Linked DNA regions of Homo sapiens: regions 1 and 2 are each linked to region 3. A link is a contact called in ENCODE Hi-C or POLR2A ChIA-PET data. All regions are on one chromosome and are shown on one strand. Each heading gives the region's core, a stretch centred on a gene start or an enhancer-like site at or near the end of the contact. The rest is flanking DNA. Distances are from core to core; before and after follow the strand shown.

Region 1 (2,980 bases), core at 344-2,843, 150 kb after region 3:
ATGACCTTGTGATCTGCCTGCCTCAGCCTCCCAAAGTGCTGGGATTACAGGCATGAGCCACCACACCCGGCCAAAACATCATTTTAAAATTGAGCTTTCTGACTGTGCTCCTGCCCTTAACACCTTCCCAGCAACTTTCTGCTCCTTGATGAGGAAGGCACACTTGATCCTGTCGGGAACACGTTCACACAGAAGCACCAGATGCACTGCTGATGGGTTTTTTGTTTGTAGACAGGGTCTCACTGTGTTGCCCAGGCTGGCCTCGAACTCCTAGGCTCAAGTGATCCTTCTGCCTCAGCCTCCCAAAGTGCTGGGATTACAGGCGTGAGCCACCACGCCTGGCCGCTTGCTGACATGTTTTTGCTTTGGGGCAGTCTCATAGGAGCTTTAGGTCTCACAGCACAAACCCCTCGGAGTCAGCCCAGGCCCATGCCATGTGCAGACTTTGGCAGTTTCCCAATCTTGGTATAAAGGTAAACGATTCTCTTCCCAGGGGTTCGGGCCGGCCTAGTGCTGTTAGAGGCTGTATTCTAGGAAAGCCTATGACGGTTTGGGAAACTGGGCCATGCTGAGTGCCTGTAGACAGCGTTCCCGGAAGAGGAAAAAGCAACCTTTGTCTTTATGTGGGAATCTCTAAGCAATATTTTTGGCTTTGTTTACATTTGAAGGTTAGATATGTGTCAATCCACGTGATTGACATTGAACATGGAAAATGAGAATGAAAGTTTTGTCTGGAAGATTTATTTAGGAGGTTTGGAGACAGTTCTTGCACTACAGAAAGGTGGGCTGGAAATAGGTACCAATTTGCCTTAAAACGTTTCTTTTAAAATACCTGGCTTTTAAGGAGTTCAGACTGAGATGCCAAGATCTGAAGTCTGTGCTTGATTACTGAGCAGGGACAGGAAGTGCTCGGTGACTGGGGAGGCGGGGCTCAGGCCTCGCTCCCCACGGTGCCCCACGGTGGCTCCTCCTCCGCGCTAAGCCAGGGCGTGGCTTCAGCAGCGCTTCTTAGAGGAGCCGGAAAGGCGCCCCTGCACCGTGGGGGAGGCTGCAGGAGACCTGCCGCCTGCCTGTGGTTCTGTCGGCCATGGCGCTGCTCACAAACCTGCATCCGAATACATTTGCAAGGCGCAGCCACCCAAAAAGTGTAGTTCCTACCTTTGTTCTGTTTTAAATTCAGTGCAAACATAAATTATCCTGAGGGTCTTAATGCTACCTAATTTTGAGCCCCAGAGAGCCTTGGGGGAAGTGAGCAGAGGTTTCGGAATCACAGCCCCCTCTGGCTCGTCCCTTCTGCAACTTCACCTACACAGAGAGACACCTGCTACCTGGACGGAGCAAGGGTGAGCTGGGCGCAGAAGAAACACACGCCTTTGGGGAAAGCTAGGAGCAGTAGACAGCCTAGGCAATGTATGTTCTGGAAGGGTGTCCCAGGGTTTCTCAGGGTGCAGCCTCCATTCCTTCCTTCGATTTGACCCGGGACCAGCCTAGATGAGGGGGCCTGTGGAGAGCTGGAACTGGAAACAGGTTCTCAAGGGCAGGGCTCGGCACAGCGTGGCAGCCAGGGGCTGTGCGGACTGAAGGGATGCGGCCCTGTCCTAGGCTGAGACGTCCGTCCAGCAGGTGCCGCAGGGAGGAAGGGAGCCTTCCCCATCCCCGACGGGGACAGTGGGTCCGTGTTTCCTCCCACAGCTTTCGGCCCCTTAGCTCTGAGGACAAGGATAGGGTCCTTCCTCTGCTTCTTCTGTACCTTTTGTGGTCCGGAGATGTCCCCGGCGGAGGTCACTATACCATCTGGAGGTCTAACGGGAGGCAGGAGTGCTCAAGTCAAGGCCGAATGGGCACTCAGTGGGACCCTGGAGAAGCAGCTGACACACCAAGGGGCTGCCACGTGCCTGCTGGCAGCCTTCACACGCTCATCCCGGGTCTCAGAGGGCGCTGGCAACACAGATCCCTGCCTCCCCTATCGGGAAAGCGTTTTAGGACCAGGGAAAAGGAGGCCTCCCCCAGGCGAGTGCGCAGAGCCAGGGAACCCGTCTGGATGGTGGCTCTTTCCCACCATCCTTCTCTGGCAGCAGCAGTTCAAAGTGGAGCTTCCAGGCTGTCCCATACATTTCACGATTTCTGAGTCTTTCGCTTCAATTTAAAAAAAGCTGGGGGCACGACCGAATCCTGCCTCTGTCCACCGCCATCTCGTTCCTCATCGCAGGGGGCCCTTCTTGCTCCCTCCACTGCTGCGCTCTGCCGTCTGCTCCCGCCAGGGGTCCCCACCACCTCTGCGGACGGAGGAGCCGCCTCCCAGGCCCGGGCGTGCCCAGGGCGGGTGGAGGGCGTGGGGCGGGCCGGTATTTCCTGACCCGCTGGAGGAGCCGGCCCCACAGGCTTGTGGCCTCCCCGGAGCCGGTGAGTCAGGAACTTCCTACTTCAAGAGGCTTCCCCAGTGCAGCAGAAAACAAACTAGTCGCCCCCAATGCTCCCGACCTCTGTGATGTCCACACCCGCGGAAATGGGGGCCCCAAACCAGCAGGCTCTGTTCTAGGCTTCTCAGCGCTGGTGCGGCTCTTGGAGAAGGCTCGGCAGGGGCGGGTGGGGCATGGGGGGGTTCACAGGTGGAGACAGCCCGTCTCCGCCCCACAGACGGCTGGGCGCAGTCCCGAAATATTCTTCCCAAGTGGACTTTTTTGCTGACAACCTAGAGGAGAGGGTTTCGGGTAGGATAACAGTAGATCCACCTTGTTCCCTTGTGCCACACTGTGTCACACTGGGAACCAGCAATTCTCAATGGTGCCTTGAAGCCAACTGCACGCACTTGTGGTTAGAGGTTACCAATGGCCCCATATTGGTGCCCTCACCTCCTGCCCTCCGCAAGTGAGGATGCTTGGCATCAGCAGAGCTGCCAGGTCTGCACTTGGTGTAGCTGCGAATATGTCATTTCCTGGACAACTGTTTTCCTAAAACAGTGCTAAAAAAAAAAAAAAAA
Region 2 (3,172 bases), core at 575-3,074, 130 kb after region 3:
GTTGTGCACCAGAAGGAAATGATGCTATTTTATTTGAGCTCTTTGCTTAATTGAGGCAGCTATGACTTGACATTTTCTTCTTGTCTGTAGAGATGTGTGAGCCTCTTGGGGCTCCTGGCTGAGTAGGCCCCTCCCCAAATGTCAGGAAACGCCACACTCTGATCCAGCCTGACGGGCTGGCTGCCTGCTTCTCTCGGGAATGAGCAGCTCAAGGCAGGCTACCTGGACTAATGGGTTTGGGCTTCCTACAGGCCAAGCTACGTGGTCCCCACCAGTCTGTCTCATGGGATCAAGTTGGTCAACCCAATGTTCCGAGGCTATGCCCAGCAGGTAAGCCATCTGAGCTGCCCAGGGGACACCCAAGGCCATGACCCACCAGGCCTGACTTTGACGCCAAAACCAGAGTGGAAAATCGCAATGGCAGCTGAGCACTGGTTGGCAGGTCTCACGGACCAGGCTCTCACTCCTAAGCCCTTCACACGTGTGAGGACAGTGGAGCCTCCCAGCAACCTGCTGACATTTAACCCCACTTCACAGATGGACAGACTGAGGTTCAGGGGCCGAGCCACTTGCACAGGCCACACAGCTAGTAAATGGTGGAGGGGAATTCTTTTTTTTGTGGGGGAGGGTGGGTACAGGGTCTCACTCTGTCACCCAGGCTGGAGTGCAGTGGTGCAGTCATGGCTTACTGCACCCTCGACCTCCCGGGCTCAAGCAGTCGTCCCACCTCAGGCTCCGAAAGTGCTGTGATTATAGGCATGAGCCACTGCACCCGGCGGAGGGGAGATTTGAACCCAGGCAACCTTGCTGCAGGGCCTCCGCGTTGCACCCAAAATGACACAGGGTTTCATTTCCCCAAACCACAGGCAAAATTTCACTTTTATTAAAGTAAAAAGTTTGATTAAAAATTTTTTTTAAATCTAGAGAACCCTTTTGAAACCAATCACATTTTTCTATTTTATAAAATAATGAGACCAAGACAGAGTGCAGCCACGCGTACACCTCAGCCCCGGGCTGATGGCTCCTGCCCTCCAGCCTCCTGCCCCAGATGGCCCACAGCCTGGGCTTTCATGCCAGGCCTGCAGGCAGAGCTGGACCTGGCTGGGTCACCTCTTGTGCTGCCTGAAATGAGCACCATGGACGGAGTGGCAGTCATGTGGGGACAACTTCCGCCCTCTACCCCCTGCCTGCTGTCCCGTCCCAGGATGAAGTCTGCTGGGCCTTTGGCTCCTGCTTGAGAAGCTCAGCACTGCCTGGACACCTCTCTTTTTGGGGAGTGATAACATGCACAATGACTAAAATTCACTGAGCACCATTTAAGTGGTCACAACTTAGTCCTCATAGAAGTCTCACAAAGTGGGCACTGTTGTCACCCACACGTTACAGGTAAAGAGCTGAGGCTCAGAGAGGTTCTACCCCTCACCCAGGTCACACAGCACATCCTGGCAGAGATGGCATTCAGGCCTACCTGAGCCCATCCCTCAGCACAGCACCACCCTGACTGTGTGCAAGGCGCCCTGCCGGCTTTCAGCTCTGGGTCAGGATGCCGTTACGGAGGGCCATGCGCTGCGGCAGGACTCCATCTGGGCTCCGGCAGAAGCATCCCTTTCTGTGGTTTTAGGATATCGTGTGGGGACACTTCTGAGGCTGAACTGTAGACGCAGCTGCGGGCGCCTCTTAAGGGCCAAAAGACTCTTTTGTGCTTCTGCATGGATTGAGATTTTGGCAAGGAACACATAGTACTTTTGTTGAAAGGAAGAACCAGAAAGAGAAGTAGATGGCAGATTGAAAGCCTCTTCTTGAAAGGGCCTTTGATCGTGCCTGCCACAGGACACGTGTCCCCTCCCTGATGCAATGTAACCTCGTGGTTCATTCCTCTGATCTTGGAGCCTGACACTTTGCCTTGGGGAGTCCCTCCTGAGCCCTCCCTTCCCTGCACATGAGTGGAGAGAGCCGGGATCCTCTTCCCAGATGTGTGACATGAGGCTGGCTCTGGCTGCTACGTGACCCCTGCCTCCTGGGGATCAGAGCCTGGGCTGAGGGCTGCTTCTAACAACCAGGTCAGGGACTGCTGGGGCTGATTTGGGCTCGGAACCCAAGTCCTTCTCCAATGCCCAGCACCACCCGAGCACCCGCTAGCTGCTGGGGTCTGCTGCCACCACCACGTTCTGACCTCCCAGTGCACCCCCTGTGTGAGCACACAGATCTCAGTGGGGCTCACTGGGCGCCTCTGCCCGAGCCCCTGCTGCCTTGGCTTCCTGCTGTGCTGGTGGCCCAGTCACAGAGTGGTCAGGATAAAATGGTCATTGCTGGGATTTGAGACCCAGGCAGCCTGCAGGGGCAGCTTAGACTGAGTCATGACCAGGTCTGTGGGAAGGTGAGAGCAGGCAGTGAGGGTATGTGGGGGCTGGCACAGGGACTGAGGGAGCAGGGGGAGCCAGAGGAAGGGTAGAGCATGCAGGCAGTCTGGCCTGTGGGTAGCGTGGCTTGGGGCAGGACTCGGGTGAGTCCTCTTTTGGCATCACACTCCCTCATCCTTCCGCCACCCCCCTGCCCACCTCCACTGGTCTCATCTGTAGGGAGAAAGGTGGCTCGGGCTTAATGTGGTACTGCCTCTCTGTCCCTCCCGTGCTGAGCTTGCAGCAGAGGCAGGAGATTCAGAGCCGGAGCCGGGGAGTTGCATGGACCCAGGTGCATACCTGGCTCTGACACTTTCTAGCTGTGTGTCCTGGTAGGTGTCCTTTAGCCTCTCCAGTCCTCACTGTTATCCTCAGAAGAATGGGGTTAGGACAGACTGCCATGGGAGGCCGCTGTGGGGGTGAGCAACTCTTCTGCAGGGGGCGCCCATGAGGTCCTCCTAGATGGAGGCTGGCGCTCTCATCAGCCACAGGGCGCTGGAGACTGGTTCCTCCTGCCTCCAGGGGAGCCCTGTTGATGCAGCCCCTGGTTCTAGGACACCCAAGAGTTCCTTCGCTGCCTGATGGACCAGCTGCACGAGGAGCTCAAGGAGCCGGTGGTGGCCACGGTGGCGCTGACGGAGGCTCGGGACTCAGATTCGAGTGACACGGATGAGAAACGGGAGGGTGACCGGAGCCCATCAGAAGATGAGTTCTTGTCCTGTGACTCGAGCAGTGACCGGGGTGAGGGTGACGGGCAGGGGCGTGGCGGGGGC
Region 3 (2,806 bases), core at 93-2,592:
GCAGGGGTTAAAAGGCCCCATCTGCCTCCATCAGGGCGCTGAGCCTTGGGGTCATCACGGGCGCCGTCCTGCGGAGCCCGCCCACCCCAGGCTGGAGCTGCATGCATGGGGACGGGGGGCAGGATGAGGTTGCCACCCCAGCATCGGGCACCACCCCACCCTGAGGAGGCACTCACAAGCCGACAGAACAGGGGCGGTGCCGGGCAGGGGACCTCATGGTCTCGTGGTCTCTGCGGCTCCAGTGTGGTGGGGGCCGCCTCCTTCACCCACGCCCCAGGTTCACAGTATTGCCATGGGCATCCGATGCCCCTGCTCACCTGGGTCCGGTGGGTTCCCAGCAGGTTATTTTGCCCACAGAGCCCCTCTTTCCCCAGGAAGGAAAATATAAATATAAAAGCGCACGCTGCTGTGGCCAGGCACGGTGGCTCACTCCTGTAATCCCAGCACTTTGGGAGGCTGAGGCAGGCAGATCACTTGAGGTCAGGAGTTCGAGACCAGCCTGGCCAACATGGTGAAACCCTGTCTCTACTAAAAATATAAAAATTAGCCGGGTGTGGTGGCACATGCCTGTATGTAATCCCAGCTACTCGGGAGGCGGAGACAGGAGAATGGTTTGAACCTGGGAAGGAGAGGTTGCAGTGAGCCGAGATGGCACCACTGCACTCCAGCCTGGGTGACAGAGTGAGACTCCATCTCAAACAACAACAACAACAACAACAAGAATGCACGCTGGGTTCGCCTCCTGGATGGCCCCTGCCCTGGGATCTGTCCTCCCTCTGGCCTTACACTGTCCGAGCCCAGGGACAGCAGGCAAGTCACCTCTCCCCTGTGAGGAGACACCCCCTACAAGCCTCCTTCCTGTGAACCTTGCCTCTCTCATCTAAAAACCCTCACCTTCCTCATCTAGAAAGCGGAAATCCCTCCTGCCTCGGATTGTTTTGGGGATTTTTTTTTTTTTTTTTTGAGACATTTTCCCTCTGTTGCCCGGGCTGGAGTGCAGTGGTGGGATCTCGGCTCACTGCAGCCTCAACTTCCCAGGCTCAAGCGATCCTCCTGCCTCAGCCTCCCGAGTAGCTGGGACCATAGGCAGGCACCATTACACCCGGCTAATTCTTTTTTTTTTTTTTGGTAGAAAAGGGATCTAGCTCTGTTGCCCAGGCTAGTCTCAAACCCCTGGGCTCAGATCTTCCAACTTCGGCCTCCCAAAGTGCTTGAATTACAGACATAAGTTGGAAAAAAATCCAACTAGTATGCCCAGCCCAACGCTTAGCAAGCAGTAGGTGCTCAATACTGGATCGCGCCCTTCCCGTTTCTCTCCCGAGAGCCGCCGCGGCCCAAAAACAGAGGCGTCCCCTTACCACCAGGGGGCAGTGTTTCCCCTCTCAGCTCCGAACGGGACCCGGGGCCTCACGGCGCTTTCTGGCGGGGCCTGGGGTCCCTGCGCTGCTGGAGAACCCCCGGCACGGCAGGTCCCATCCGTTAGAGGGGCTCCGGCCTCGGGGTGCTGGGAGGGGGCGTTCAGGGAAAGTGAGGCCGTGCAGCACAGGGGCTCCGCCCAGGGACTTTGGCAGCCCCGACTTTCAGACCTGGCCCCGCACTTCCGGGCGCTGGCCTCCTGGAGTCTCCGTGTCCTGGTTGACGGAGCTGATAATGGCAGCCCGCGGGCGGGGCAGCCCCGCAGGGAGGGGTGACCTGGCCGGGGCAGGATTTGGGTGCTCCTGGCTCACCTCGCCAGATGCCACCTTACCCGCCCCAACGGGAGGCAGGAGGCTGCTGCTTGCTGTGTGATTAACACCCAGCCAGGGCGCGTTGGTGTCTGCGCCAGAGATCTTGTCCCGCCAAACTGGCTGTAGACAGTCACCGGCAAGAACGCCCAGCGCGCTGGAGCATCAGGCCAGCTTGGGCAGCAGGGAACACCAGGAACGCGCAACCCAAGACGAGGTGCTGGGCCCAGCTGGCAGACACTTCCATTTAATGACTAAAAATCACACATCTCAGGTCACGGGTCTAGGAGAAAACACACACACACACACACACACACACACACACACACACACACACACACGGATTCCCCATCAAGGGGACATTTGCAGTTTCCAAACCTTGAAGATACTGAAGGGACCAGAAAGTTCCTTTGAGTGGCTGGTCACCCAAAGCTCCCGGTCCTCCACCCACTGCCCTTTGGAGGGACTCAAACCTTGGGAGGAGAAGGCTGAGCTTCCTGTGGGCCCCTCCCACCCACACCTGAGCCAGAGAGAAGACTGCAGCAAAGACATCCAAAGCCAACGGCAAGGGAAGCGTCAGCGGGGGCAGAGGAGCCAGCCCTGTCCTTGGCTCACCCAGCTTCCACCATACAGGAACCCAAGACCCCAGCCTTGCTTCCACAGAGAACTGGCAGGGGTCCCCTGGCCTGGCCATCACAGGGACTCACATGGGAGCCTTTTAAAACTCCAGATGGTGGCTGAGCACAGTGATTCATGCCTGTCATCCCAGCACTTTGGGAGGCCGAGGCCGGTGGATCACTTGAGGCCAGGAGTTCGAGACCCTCCTGGGCAACATGGTGAACCCGTCTCTACTAAAAATACAAAAATTAGCTGGGTATGGTGATACGCGCCTGTAATCCCAGCTACTCAGGAGGCTGAGGCGGGAGAATCGCTTGAACCCGGGAGGCGGAGGCTGCAGTGAGCCAGATTGTACCACTTCACTCCAGCTTGGGCAACAGAGCAAGACTCTGTCTTGGAAAAAAAAAAATACAGATGGCCAGGCTTGCCTCTAGATTGGCTGGGCCAGAATTTCTGGGGTCAGT

The links. A loop is a pair of places that touch in the nucleus more often than their neighbours do. ChIA-PET counts read pairs that join two places held with the same protein, here RNA polymerase II (POLR2A). Pooled maps may share reads with other maps.
Region 1: a map of naive thymus-derived CD4-positive, alpha-beta T cell shows a loop between it and region 3 (9-fold over the local background). The contact joins two enhancer-like sites. A Hi-C loop is called at or near these places in 2 of 168 maps with a recorded cell type or tissue (K562 and naive thymus-derived CD4-positive, alpha-beta T cell) and 10 of 50 pooled maps. POLR2A ChIA-PET finds 5 or more read pairs at or near these places in 6 of 52 experiments (CD4-positive, alpha-beta T cell, H1, Panc1 and 3 more).
Region 2: a loop to region 3 is called in a pooled map, with 4 times the contacts of the local background. The contact joins two enhancer-like sites. A Hi-C loop is called at or near these places in 5 of 50 pooled maps. POLR2A ChIA-PET finds 5 or more read pairs at or near these places in 4 of 52 experiments (WTC11, activated CD4-positive, alpha-beta T cell and activated CD4-positive, alpha-beta memory T cell).

What each region holds. Positions count from the first base shown.
Region 1 is chr9:129,883,603-129,886,582 of GRCh38, forward strand. No RefSeq gene overlaps it. Among named protein-coding and RNA genes, the nearest start is that of MIR6855, 15 kb to the left of the region's middle. RefSeq lists enhancers at 808-1,102, 1,094-1,403, 1,202-1,883, 1,934-1,983 and a silencer at 2,174-2,423. Within about 2 kb of position 1,594, at least 36 of the 41 ENCODE cell types and tissues checked have a DNase peak (open chromatin) inside an H3K27ac peak, as active enhancers do; they include CD4-positive, alpha-beta T cell, where a contact is called at or near this core.
Region 2 is chr9:129,865,052-129,868,223 of GRCh38, forward strand. USP20 (ubiquitin specific peptidase 20) reads left to right here. Exons shown (of 26, transcript NM_001110303.4): 10 at 252-330; 11 at 2,954-3,172. Among named protein-coding and RNA genes, the nearest start is that of MIR6855, 3.0 kb to the right of the region's middle. RefSeq lists a silencer at 1-173. Within about 2 kb of position 1,825, at least 3 of the 41 ENCODE cell types and tissues checked have a DNase peak (open chromatin) inside an H3K27ac peak, as active enhancers do.
Region 3 is chr9:129,736,394-129,739,199 of GRCh38, forward strand. PTGES (prostaglandin E synthase) reads right to left here. Exons shown (of 3, transcript NM_004878.5): 3 at 1,956-2,806. Among named protein-coding and RNA genes, the nearest start is that of PTGES, 15 kb to the right of the region's middle. RefSeq lists an enhancer at 1,049-1,298. Within about 2 kb of position 1,343, at least 29 of the 41 ENCODE cell types and tissues checked have a DNase peak (open chromatin) inside an H3K27ac peak, as active enhancers do; they include CD4-positive, alpha-beta T cell, where a contact is called at or near this core.